Regions from separate parts of the Homo sapiens genome. Here region 1 is linked to region 2. The links are chromatin contacts, found by Hi-C or POLR2A ChIA-PET in ENCODE. All regions are on one chromosome and are shown on one strand. The core of a region is the stretch at or near the end of the contact, and the rest is flanking DNA. Distances in the headings are between cores, read along the strand shown. Region 1 overlaps CFAP61 (cilia and flagella associated protein 61). Region 2 overlaps RIN2 (Ras and Rab interactor 2).

Region 1 (5,973 bases), core at 1,159-3,658, 390 kb after region 2:
GCACTGCCAAACCCAGCTTCCCACCATGGCAAAGTGTGTGAATGACCCGCGGCTGTGCTTTCAGGATAAACTTAAATAGAAACAAAATTCTTAAGTGTCTAAACATTATGCTATTTCTACAAGAAAACTGGTTCGCTCTGGCAAGTAAGACCAAAAGTCAGACAGGTCAGAAGAAAATTCAGCCTGCTTGGGCTTTAGAATGCCTGGGCCTTAATTCCGGGGCCACTTTTCCCAACTGCCATCTCAATATGTTCAGTGAACAACTGGTTTAACTATTTTGATTTACTTGGCTCACCCAGTGTAGTAAGCAGGCAAAACAGCAAAGAAATAACTCCATTTGGACAGTTTGCATTTAATTTTCATCAATTCAGACACAAAAAAAGTAAGGCCTCAGTTTAACAATTTCCATGCAATTTTTATTTGTTTCCACAGAATTCTTTTTTAAATTAAAAAAGGTCTCACTTTGTTGCCCAGGCTTGAGTTCTGTGGCATGATCATAGCTCACTACAGCCTCAAACTCGGGCTCAAGTGATCCTCCTGCCTCTGCCTCCCAAATAGCTAGGACTACAGGCACGCACCACCACGTCCAGCTAATTTTTATTTTTTAATTTTTGTAGAGACAAGCGTCTCCCTATGTTGCCCAGACTGGTCTCAAGCTCCTGTCCTCAATCCTCCCACTTCAGCTTCCCACAGCACTGAGATTACAGGCATGAGCCAATGTACCTGGCCCATTTCCACATAATTCTTTAGTGAAAGACAAAACTTCAAGAAAGCTAGTTACGATGTCCTCTTACCTTTATTGCTCTATAAAATGGCAGGCAAATTAATTTATGCAGTACTTTCAAATGGAGGAAAAGCATTCCCTGAGGAGAAAAACTGCAGTTATGCCAAAGAAAGACTTTCTTTGAATTAAGCAGCAAACAAAAAAGTATTTTAATATTTTAGTTTCTAATTCACACCAGAAAGGATGTGAAGCAGCCTACACAAACATATGCAATAGGATAATTAAGAACAATAGCAGTAATAATCATTGATACGGAGCCTCTCCCCTGTGCCAGGCATAATGCCACATCTTTTACCTGGAGTGTCTCCTTGAATTCGGATAGTAACTCTTGGAACAAAGGACCATCATTATCCCCGTTTTACAGCTAAGAAGACTGAGACTAAGAGAGACTAACGCTAACTAGCTCCAGATTACATAAGCTGACAAGTGGCAGAGCTGGGGTAAAAAGAAAAAGGACATTAGTAAATGGGAAACTGAGGCCAGGTCAGCAACACGAATCTGAGCTGAGATGGAGAGACCACCAACGCAAGCATCGGTCTTTGTTTAGTCAACTTGCATCCTGAGAATGGATCACCAACTCAGCCCATATGTGTGGCTTCCCACTCCTTAGAGATCAGAGCAAGGAGAGAAATGTTAGCACTGGCTAGATTCGTAATTCATGAATTAACATATTCCATCTTCTAAGCTGTTCCCGGGCTGAGTGTCTGGGATTCAGAAAAACAAATGGACAGCAGACAGATCCTTCAGGTAATTCTTCAACATTCTGAAAACTAAGACTCTGGTTGCAAGGGTGGCAGGGAATTTCTGGTCCCGTCCAGAGCAAATGTGACCTGATGAAGGCACAGAAGGTCAGATTCCATGTTCTTATAGACATCAAAGGACCTAAAGGAAAACTTGTGCTTGCAAGAGAGCTCAGCCTCCCTCCCTCGTCAGGGGAGGTCGTGGGGCCTGTGGGCTGGTCAGGATTTCCCTCCGAGACAGCTCTGGGTGTTCAGCTCACAGACAACACACATCATGCTGGTCCCAGTGGCCTCCAGCAGAGGCAAACCATGCACTTGGAGCAGAGAAAGCCTTGCAAAGCAGTGCCTCCCAGCACCAGTGCTGCCAGGCAAGGGAGCCCAGGGTGTGGGAGGCACCTAGTTTTAAGCAATGTTAACTTCTTCTTTTTTTTTTGAGACAAAGTCTCGCTCTGTCGCCCAGGCTAGAGAGCAGTGGCACAATCTCAGCTCACTGCAACCTCTGCCTCCCGGATTCAAGCAATTCTCCTGCCTCAGCCTCCCAAGTAGCTGGTACTACAGGCATGCACCACCACACCCTGCTAATTTTTGTATTTTTTGTAGAGACGGGGTTTCGCCATCTTGGCCAGGCTGGTCTCGAACTCCTGACCTCAAGTGATCCGCCTGCCTCGGCCTCCCAAAGTGCTGGCATTACAGGCATAAGCCGCTGTGTGTGGCCATAGTGTTAGCCTCTGAATTCCCAGGTAAACCAGGATCATTGGCAAAACAGTGCTCTGTAGCATTAAGAGAGAGGAATTTTACAAGCCATTCAGAAAATAGCTGATTTCTGCTGAAAATTAGAATTTCAGTCTTAGTGCCAATGAATTGTAAGCCGTTTTTCTGCAGAGCAGGAAACATCTGAGGCCAGCTCTGCATTGTGACAATGAGACCACAGCCAAATTATATTTCGAGGCTGCTGCTCTTTCGGTTATGTAAATCATAGCATGTGACAATTACAACTGGTCATCAAAGAACTAGTTGGTTTTGCTTTCAAAATCATTAATCTTACCTTTCTAGATCTGCCTCAAAGCAATCAAAAAATTGACTAGATACGGATTCTTGCAAACTCAGGCTGAACTCAAGGAAATATTCAGTCCGATTTCCATCTCAGTCTTTGGGATTTTTTGTTGCAGGGCATCAGGGCTGTGTCTGCTCGTGTCATGGGGTCTCATTTCCAAGCAAACCCAGGAATAACTAGAAATACTTACTTGTTCCTATTCTTATTTTTGAAAATTGTACTGAAATGCATGAATTTACATTCTTTCATGAGTAGAATAAAATGATCATAACCCTACCTGACAGTGTGAATGCAAATTGTGCCTGTTCTCTGCAGTTAAGCCAGGTCGGGCCAGATGGGAACATGTAGGACTCTGAGGATACAGGGAGTTTCCCACTGGCTTGGAGGTAGAAGTCACACATGGAAAATATTCTGTGGGTTTTTTTCCCCAGAGTGTTCGGTTTTGGAGTAGTTGGAGTCTAGAGTGATAAACATGTTCTAGCTCTGGAAACCTCAACCAAAAACATCTCCCAATTTTCATAAATTTAAGAAAAGATTTTTGTTAAAAGTAGATGCTGTAGAGTCTTCGGGGTATCACAGCTGATAAAACATCCATTCTCTCTTTCCCCTTCAGGAACAGAATTCTGATTTATAAGGAAGTACATCATATCTAAAATAAATGACAGTGGTTCCCAGCCTCCCATGCAACCAAGAAAGCCATATGGCCAACTATTGGCCAATAAGATATAAATGGAAGTGCTTTGTGAAACTTCCAGGAACTCTCCTTAGAAGAAAGGAGATGAGTCCTCTTTTTCCCATACTTCATCCCAGAACATATATGTGATGGCTGGAGCTCAGCAGCCATTTTGAATCATGAGGCCAAGGCCCCTATGAATGTACTCTGCTCTGATGTCCATGGAACCACCCTGGCAGCCCTAGACTCCCCATCTAGACCTTCTCTACCTGAAAAAAGTACACTTCTGCCTTTTGAAAGCCACAGTTACTTTGAAACTTTCTGTAATTTCAATCATATCTAATCCTAGCTAATGTAGGGGATACTTGGGAAACTGGGGTGATTAAGAGAGTTGCTAGAAAGACTCGGGAAAAAGCATAAGGAAATAAGATTTGGTTGCACAGTTGTTCAGAGCATGGGTTACACAGAACTATGGGTAGGACCTAGTTCAGCCACTTATTAACTCTGTGACCTTGGGCAACTCATTTAAGCTCTCTGAATCTATGTCTTCATCTGTAAAATGGGCCAGCATGTCCCACTTTCTAGGATTAGAATTAGGATGAAATGAGATAATGCACAGAAATGGTGTGCAACAGAGTCTGTGGGTTTGTGTCCCCAGATGAATCTAAGTGTGCCTCCAGCATGAAGCTATAATAGAACAGGATGCCTCCCAGAGTGTAGCAAGCACCCACCAGGTGGTATGCAGGATAGCTCAGGCAGCACAGCCACATCTTACTAATGATGGATTTGTTCCAACAGGAATTAGAATAAAACATAACGAGCACATCAAACCTGTGATTTCATAGGTATCATTACTTAGGACAAGACAAAAGTAATTATTTCAGTTTTTTTAAAGACAAATCAATGTAAAGAAAATTTTGGGCCAGGCCTGGTGCCTGTAATTCTAGCTACTTGGGAGGATTACTTGAGGCTAGGAGTTTGAGACCAACCTGGGCAACATGGCAAGACCCCGTTTCTGAAAGATTCCAAATAGAAAATTAGGCAGGTGTGATGGTGTGCACCTATAGTCCCAGCTATTTGAGAGGCTGAGGCAGGAGGATCACTTAAGCCCAGGAGTTTGAGGCTGCAGCGAGCTATGACTGTGCCACTGTATTCCAGCCTGGGTGACAAAGCAACAACCTGTCTCTAAAAAAAAAAAAAAATTTTAAGAAAATTTGGAAGTATTCAGTAATGTAGTCACACAGAAAACGATTGATTCCCAAGTGACTGAAGTTTGGCAAACACTAGCCCAAGAGAGGTAGCCTAGGGATGAAGCTGCAGAGAGGACAAAGAAGTGAGGTCAAGAGGGCCACAGTGCCAGGCCTTGTGGAACACACTCCAGCCCCCACCTCCCCAGCGTGCACCCCTCTGCAGCCCTGCCATGCCAGGCCATCATAAGTGGCTCTGACATTCTCCACCCCCACCCACCATGTGTGCATTTCTGGGGGCAGGGGCTTTCTCTCACCATGGTACCCTCAGTGCCCTTCACATGTTTGACACAGGCGTGAGGGCCATATTCGATTCATGGCAAAGAATTGAACCCTAGGTCTTCTCCTTCCTTGCAACCGTTAATGTCAGAAGCTCTGAAGACACCTGGGACAGAGAAGAGAGGGAGAAAAGTTTACGTGGAAGCATAGGGAAGGAAGGGATGTTTGTTGAGGGGTGGTGTGATGCAGCAGAGGAAGAGGACCAGAGGAAAGCAGCCACTGGAAATAAGGAAACAGGGTTTAGGAAGGCCTCACTAGACCTGTTAGGATGGATGCATGGATGGATGGATGGATGGACAGAATGGGTGGGTGGATGGATGGATGGATAGATGGATGGATGGATGGATGGATGGATGGATGGATGGATGGATGGATAGATGGGTGGGTGGGTGGATGGATGGATGGATGGATGGATGGATGGATGGATGGATGGATAGATGGGTGGGTGGATGGATGGATGGATAGATGGATAGATGGGTGGGTGGATGGATGGATGGATAGATGGGTGGGTGGATGGATGGATGGATAGATGGGTGGATGGATAAATGGATGGATGGATGGATGGATAGATGGGTGGGTGGATGGATGGATGGATGGATGGATGGATGGATGGATAGATGTGGGTGGATGGATGGATGGATAGATGGGTGGGTGGGTGGATGGATGGATGGATGGATAGATGGGTGGGTGGGTGGATGGATGGATGGATGGATAGAATAAAAAAGAAAGCTAGGACATGGTTCTAGTGTTCTTAGCAGACGTCCCACCATGGAAGAGGTCATGGAGCACAGGGGCTTTGGGAAAGGTGTTTACAATCCTGCCTGCCTCTCACCCAGACCTCTTGCCAGGGTTGGCACACCCAGATGCCTGCTGTGACCAATGGAGAGGAGCAATTCTGGCCAGACTGGTGGGAAAGCAAGGACGAACCACGGAGGCCATCCCTGGCAACTGAGCTGACAGCTGCCACACGAAAATGAGGACACAGCATTGCCTAATCTGACTCATCAAAGAAAGGCCTGAAACCCAAATTCCAAATGTCATTCAGGCCAAAGTAGATGCGTCCATATATCATACCTGGCCTTGGGTATCTGTTTGCTACCATGATATTTATCACTGCCTGCCTTCTGTGTATTGAATGGAGACAGGACACAGGCTGCTTCATAGAGAGGAAAGCCCCACCAGCTATGCTCCATCCT
Region 2 (5,681 bases), core at 1,069-3,568:
TTGCATTGCTGCTATATTGGCAATTGGTTCTGCCATAAAATATCTGCTTAGTTAGAATTCATCTGCTAGGAAATAACACCAGTGTAACCCAGAGCAATTAAATACTAGAAACTGCCAATCCATGGAACACTTGCCTTTCCGTGAAGCAGGGTGCATGCCCCGGGCTTGAAGGGCATCGGGACCAAGACTGGAGCCCGCCTGGCTCCTTCTTCTGCCTGTTTTCAGCTCCAAGGGCAACCAGGACAACAGGTTCTTTGTTCCTCTTTCTTATTTTTACAGGAACAAATGAAAGCCTCTGCCAGCATTCGCTCTGTATCTGGCCTTCTCATCTCTAGCTGGAGAGTCAACCAGAGGAAGTTCCTGGGCAAAACAGCTACCACTTTTTCTTACCTCCCGAAATGGCAGCGTCTCCCTGGAGGCAGACATGAGCTTTTGTTCCCATTTCTGTGTCCTCTTCTGCTGGGCCTCAGTTGATAGAACTTAAAAATTACCAAAGGCCCTAAAGGTTTTTCAGAATAGTCCTACTGTGACATGCTCTTACAAATCTTTTTTGAGGAAGTTGGGGCTCCACCCTCAAAAAGCAGCAGCCCTTCGCCATGGAGGAATAAAATCTGTAACCCCAAATATGCTAGTGATTCTTTTTCCTTTTAGAGTTTAATGGGACAAAAAAAGGCCTTGAGGAATTAAGTATGAACTTGCTTGCTCTAGGGAAACTCCCTAAGTCGGAAAACTGGACCTAGGACCAGTTTTATCAATTTCTAGCATTTTGATCTCAAATAAGGAGATAAACTGGATGGCCTCTGATAGCCCTTAAAACTTGGCTAAATATGCAGGGGTCCTTCTAAGACAATCCATTTCCCCATGCCTCTCTGCCCACCACTCTTCCCATGCTGGGTGGTGGGTAAAAGGTTTCTTCTGCTCACCTGGCAATTTCCATGCTGTCAACTGTGTTAGCCAGGCCAGGGTCCTGCCGTGTCCAGAATAATGGATTGGGGTTTCCCTTCTTCTCCAGACTAATAGAATATTACAGAGACATGTTTAATTCCATTTCAATATCCTTTTTTTTTTTTTTTTTTTTTTTTTTTACCTATAACTAGACTCAAGTTCTGAACTTCAAAATTCTAAAGAAATATTTTTATGTCTGAAGGTGTTAAGAAATCATTGGATATCAACTTCTATGTATTTTTGAAGTTGAAGTTTTTCTGGGAATTTTTTGTTTGCTCTGTGTGTGTGTATGTCTTTAACACAAATTGGAATTTGTCCTGTGCCAAAGATTTTTAGTTGATAGATATCTTCAGTATGGGCCATTATTTTCTGTCTCTCTACATAAGGGGCCTCTGGTACTAATATTCTTCCACAAGTTGTTGATCCCAGACCCACCACCTCTCTTCTCCCAACCCCGCTAAGTCCTGGCTTCATCTCCCACCTATCCAGGCATCTTGGCTGCAGCTTGGCATTTGAGGTGTATATTTGTGTTCCTTTTGATACATGGTCAAGGATCTACTGCCCCAAGATCAGGACCATGGTGGGCACAAGACTCTTGACTTCTGTCTCATCCTTGATTCATAAGATGACCCCTGCATTGGCCTCTTGTAGCTAGAAGCCTGGGCCCTCCGGCAATGCCACATCCCAGGGTGTATCTTTCTTGCCATTGCAGCTGGTTAAGACAACAGCCTGGAAAAAGATTTTAGTCTGGCATGCAGCTGAAGGGAAGCTCCTGGAGAAGCATGATATACATGGAAATTTTAACACAAAAATATCAAGAGAAGTGGCTTTTTTTTTTCTTTTTCCATCTGAAAGTTGAGGATGGCAATACCAGAGTCCAGGTTGAGCCTAGACACTAATGGTAGATGGAGAACTCTCCTGCTTCCAGGACCTGCTGGAAGCTGGCCTGTAGAAGCTTTGGGGTTTTGCTTTCTCCCAGGTCACATGAAATGCTGCCAAAACAAGCTCCAGAGTTGTGTTAATACCACAGGATTTGTCAGTCCTAGAATGGAAACACATTGCCTTGCTTTCTTTTTGTGACTATCCAAAAATTAGAAGACGGTAAGAAGTCATCCTGAAAACTCCCATGGAGCGGAACCATTACTCATAGTTTCAAAGACAGTCCAGGCACTTAGAATCAGAAGTTCTTTTCAGGTTCTGTTTATTTGTTTTGCTAACAGATTCCTTTTTTCAGCAAGAATCCATTTTTAGACACAGGGAAACTGAGATTAAACAGTGCATGGTAATGGGTGCAGGCCTCACAGTGATGAAGGGGCAGTGCTGAGGCTCTGATTCAAGTCTGACTTGGAGTCCTCTTTCCACCTAACCGCTGAAGATTAGGAGGCTGAGGGAGACTAGAATCAGGGTTGATTCCATTGAAACTATGACATGCCTTACCAAAAATAGCATTGTGATTTCAGTGCACTCACATGGGCAGGAGGTGGGTGGCTTTGATTCCGGATAAATTGATGACTGAATGTGAAAGCCCCTGAAGCTGTGTGTGGGGTTCCCACTGGGGTTTCTTCAGACCTCATGCACTGCACCTGCCTTTATCCAAGAGCACTTTCCTGCCAGGACTGTCTACCCTCTACTTTCTCCTGCACTCAGCAGGCCACTTTTGTTGGAATCCTAAATCTCATTCTCCGTGCTGGAATAAAGCATTCTGTATTTGGAGACCTTGGATGGAGCACTGGTCTCCAATGTCTGGTATTGGTGGGCATAGAATTATTGTAATTCTACACTAAAGCTCATCACTGACTTTTCTTTTTATCTTTCTTATCATTTTTTTTTTCACTATGTAGACTGCAGGAACATCATTGACTTTTACAACCAAAGCCACTCAAAGCCCACTCCTTGCTAGTTGACTTGAGCTTAGAAGGGGTGTCCATGGGAGAAATTAATGAGCAATAAGGAAGGATTTGTTTTTCTGGAAGGATTGGAGCTGCCTCCTTTTCTTGCCCCAGAGATGGCCAAAGGCCAGGTGGCTCTTGGTAGCTGTGGTGATTTTTGCCGCCCATTTCCTGATAAGCACAGAAACAAGAACGCTTTGTCTCCTGAGGCTGGAGCTGAGCAGCGGATTCTATTTGTTAGGGGGCCTCAGAAAGAAACTGCCCAGTGCCCCTAAGAATATTTCTCCCTGCCCGCTAAGCTCCTCCTCTTCCGTAAACCTTGCTGTCTGCAGATCACCTCCTCCTCAGGCCCCTGGTCATGCCTAAAGCAGACCTTTTATTAATTCCTGCACAGGGCTAGGCCTGAATATGGGCTGGGGATGAGGCCAGGCTAGTAAGGGAGAGAAGTCTGACCAGAGTGGAATGGGGTAGGGGCCCTGGAGGTGTGGGGACAGTAGGGAAGGAATGTGATGGGCCACAGATTACTTGCAGCTGAAAGAGATAAGGGATGAGGATTTGAACCCAGTTTGACAGGTAGGTAGGTAGGAGCCAGATATGGCAGGAGACATTCCAAGTAGCTTGAACTCAGTAATGAGGAAGCTGAGCAACAGCATGTAGATGTATCTACAGGATGATCTTCCCAGGCCGGCGCCGGGGTTCACACCTGGAATCCCAGCACCACTTTGAGAGGCCAAGGTGGGAGGATTGATTGAGACCAGGAGTTCGAGACCAGCATGGCCAACATGGCGAAACCCCGTCTCTACTAAAAATGCACATATTAGTCTGGCATGGTGGCGCTTGCCTAGCTGCTCGGGAGGTTGAGGCACAAGAATTGTCTGAACCTGGGAGACAGAGGTTGCAGTAAGCCGAGATTGTGTCACCACTGCACTCCAGCCCTGGGTGACAGAGCAAGATTCTATCTCAAAAAAAAAAAAAAAAAAAAGGGAAAAGCAAATTCAGCTGGGTGCGGTGGCTCACACCTATAATCCCAGCACTTTGGGAGGCCGAGGTGGGTGGATCACCTGATGTCAGGAGTTCGAGACCAGCCTGGCCAACATAGCAAAACTCTGTCTCTACTAAAAATACAAAAATTAGCTGGACGTGGTGGCGCACGCCTAAAGTCCCAGCTACTCAGGAGGCTGAGGCGGGAGAATTGCTCGAACCCAGGAGGTGGAGGTTGCAGTGAGCCGAGATCGTACCACTGCACTCCAGCCTGGGTGTCAGACTGTCTTAAAAAAAAAAAAAAAAAGCAAATTCAGTATCTTTACCATAATTAGGAAACACACTGAATACATATAACCATTAAAATAAGTAATGGCCATTAAAATTAAAACCATGCCTCCATGGATTACCTTGATGTATCCATCACTTTTTGGGAAACATTGTCAGTTTCTAACAACATTGAGATATTACAAAATATCAAAATTGGGCTAGGCATGGTGGCTTGTGCCTGTAGCCCCAGCTACTCAGGAAGCTGAGGCTGAGGCAGGAGGATCACTTAAGGCCAGGAGTTTGAGACCAGCCTGGGAAACACAGCAAGACCCCATCTCTAAAAAAGTATTTTTTAAAATTAAAAATTTAAATATCAAAATTAACCTACACTTTTCCACCATTAGAGCTTTATTTTGTTTTTGAGTTTTCCACTTAGTAGCAAAACTACAGTTCTTTATGTTTGGGAGACAAACAAGGTAATGAATCTTAAACCATAATTTAGTCAGAGTCAAAAGTAATATGGAACCTGAGTTCTGCTTTTGTTGTTGTTTTTGTTTATTGATAAGAACTTATCACATGATAATTAGCCCATTGTCTTCATTCTGTAACCACTTATTAAACACTTACCATGTAAACAATGAGAAACTTTGTTTTCATAAAAGTCTAGGAGATTCCCGGAAACCTTCAGGGAACGAGCCCTCAGGCTTCAAGAAAAGCCAGGATTTTTCGTAAAGACTGTTTTCAGGGAGTGCCTGGCCAGAAAGGTGAGACTTGCAAGGAGAGACATGGGCGGAGCCTGCCGCTCACTCCTTCAAATCCCAGGTCTGGGGCAGTCCTTGTAGATTCCACCAGGATTGGCCTGGGAAAGCCGGCAAAGCAAGCAGGTGTTGCTCTTCCAAGAGGAGAGTTCTCCATACCTTGTGGAGCCTGACATGGGAGAGAAAGTCCTGTCTAGGGCCAGGGTTTGGGGAACTGAGATACAAGCCGAAAGCCAAGCTGCTTTTGAGAAACTGTGATAATCCTTCCTCCAACTAACTGCTGACCCAGTCATCCCAGTGTCTCCAGATGACTCATGTAAGTAGAAGCAAACAGGGTACCTTGATAAAACACAAGGGTAGACCACAGATGGTTCCAGCTCCAAGGCAGATGTGATACTGACAGTGCTGAGACACAGCTGCTCGCACAGACACACGGAAGGGAGCCAGAGAACTATGGAACTTCCCCTAGGAAAGCATCATTTGACTTACGGGCCACAACCACCTTATTTATCTCCATAGGGGACTTGCCATTCATTCTATGAGGGGTTTTCAGATATTGTTAATTAACTAAACCAATCCCATCCTAGCTGAATTATGATCTAACAGTCTGCTATAGACTGGAAAAAAATATATACATATACATATTTTTTTGGAGACGCAGTATCCATCTGTCTCCCAGGCTGGAGTGCAGTGGCGTGATCTCGGCTTACTGCAACCTCCGCCTCCCAGGTTCAAGCCATTCTCATGCCTCAGCCTCCCGAGTAGCTGGGACTACAGGAGCGCGCCACCACACCCAGTTAATTTTTGTACTTTTAGTAAAGACAGGGTTTCACCATGT

What was found. Hi-C counts contacts between places; a loop is a spot of excess contacts on that map. ChIA-PET counts read pairs that join two places held with the same protein, here RNA polymerase II (POLR2A). Pooled maps may share reads with other maps.
Region 1: a loop to region 2 is called in a pooled map, with 4 times the contacts of the local background. The contact joins two enhancer-like sites. A Hi-C loop is called at or near these places in 1 of 37 single-sample maps with no recorded cell type and 2 of 50 pooled maps. POLR2A ChIA-PET finds 5 or more read pairs at or near these places in 2 of 52 experiments (GM10248 and naive thymus-derived CD4-positive, alpha-beta T cell).

The regions. Positions count from the first base shown.
Region 1 is chr20:20,332,188-20,338,160 of GRCh38, forward strand. The region is part of intron 25 of CFAP61 (cilia and flagella associated protein 61); the gene reads left to right. Among named protein-coding and RNA genes, the nearest start is that of INSM1, 33 kb to the right of the region's middle. RefSeq lists a silencer at 2,360-2,559. Within about 2 kb of position 2,409, at least 4 of the 41 ENCODE cell types and tissues checked have a DNase peak (open chromatin) inside an H3K27ac peak, as active enhancers do.
Region 2 is chr20:19,942,918-19,948,598 of GRCh38, forward strand. The region is part of intron 4 of RIN2 (Ras and Rab interactor 2); the gene reads left to right. Among named protein-coding and RNA genes, the nearest start is that of NAA20, 72 kb to the right of the region's middle. Within about 2 kb of position 2,319, at least 8 of the 41 ENCODE cell types and tissues checked have a DNase peak (open chromatin) inside an H3K27ac peak, as active enhancers do.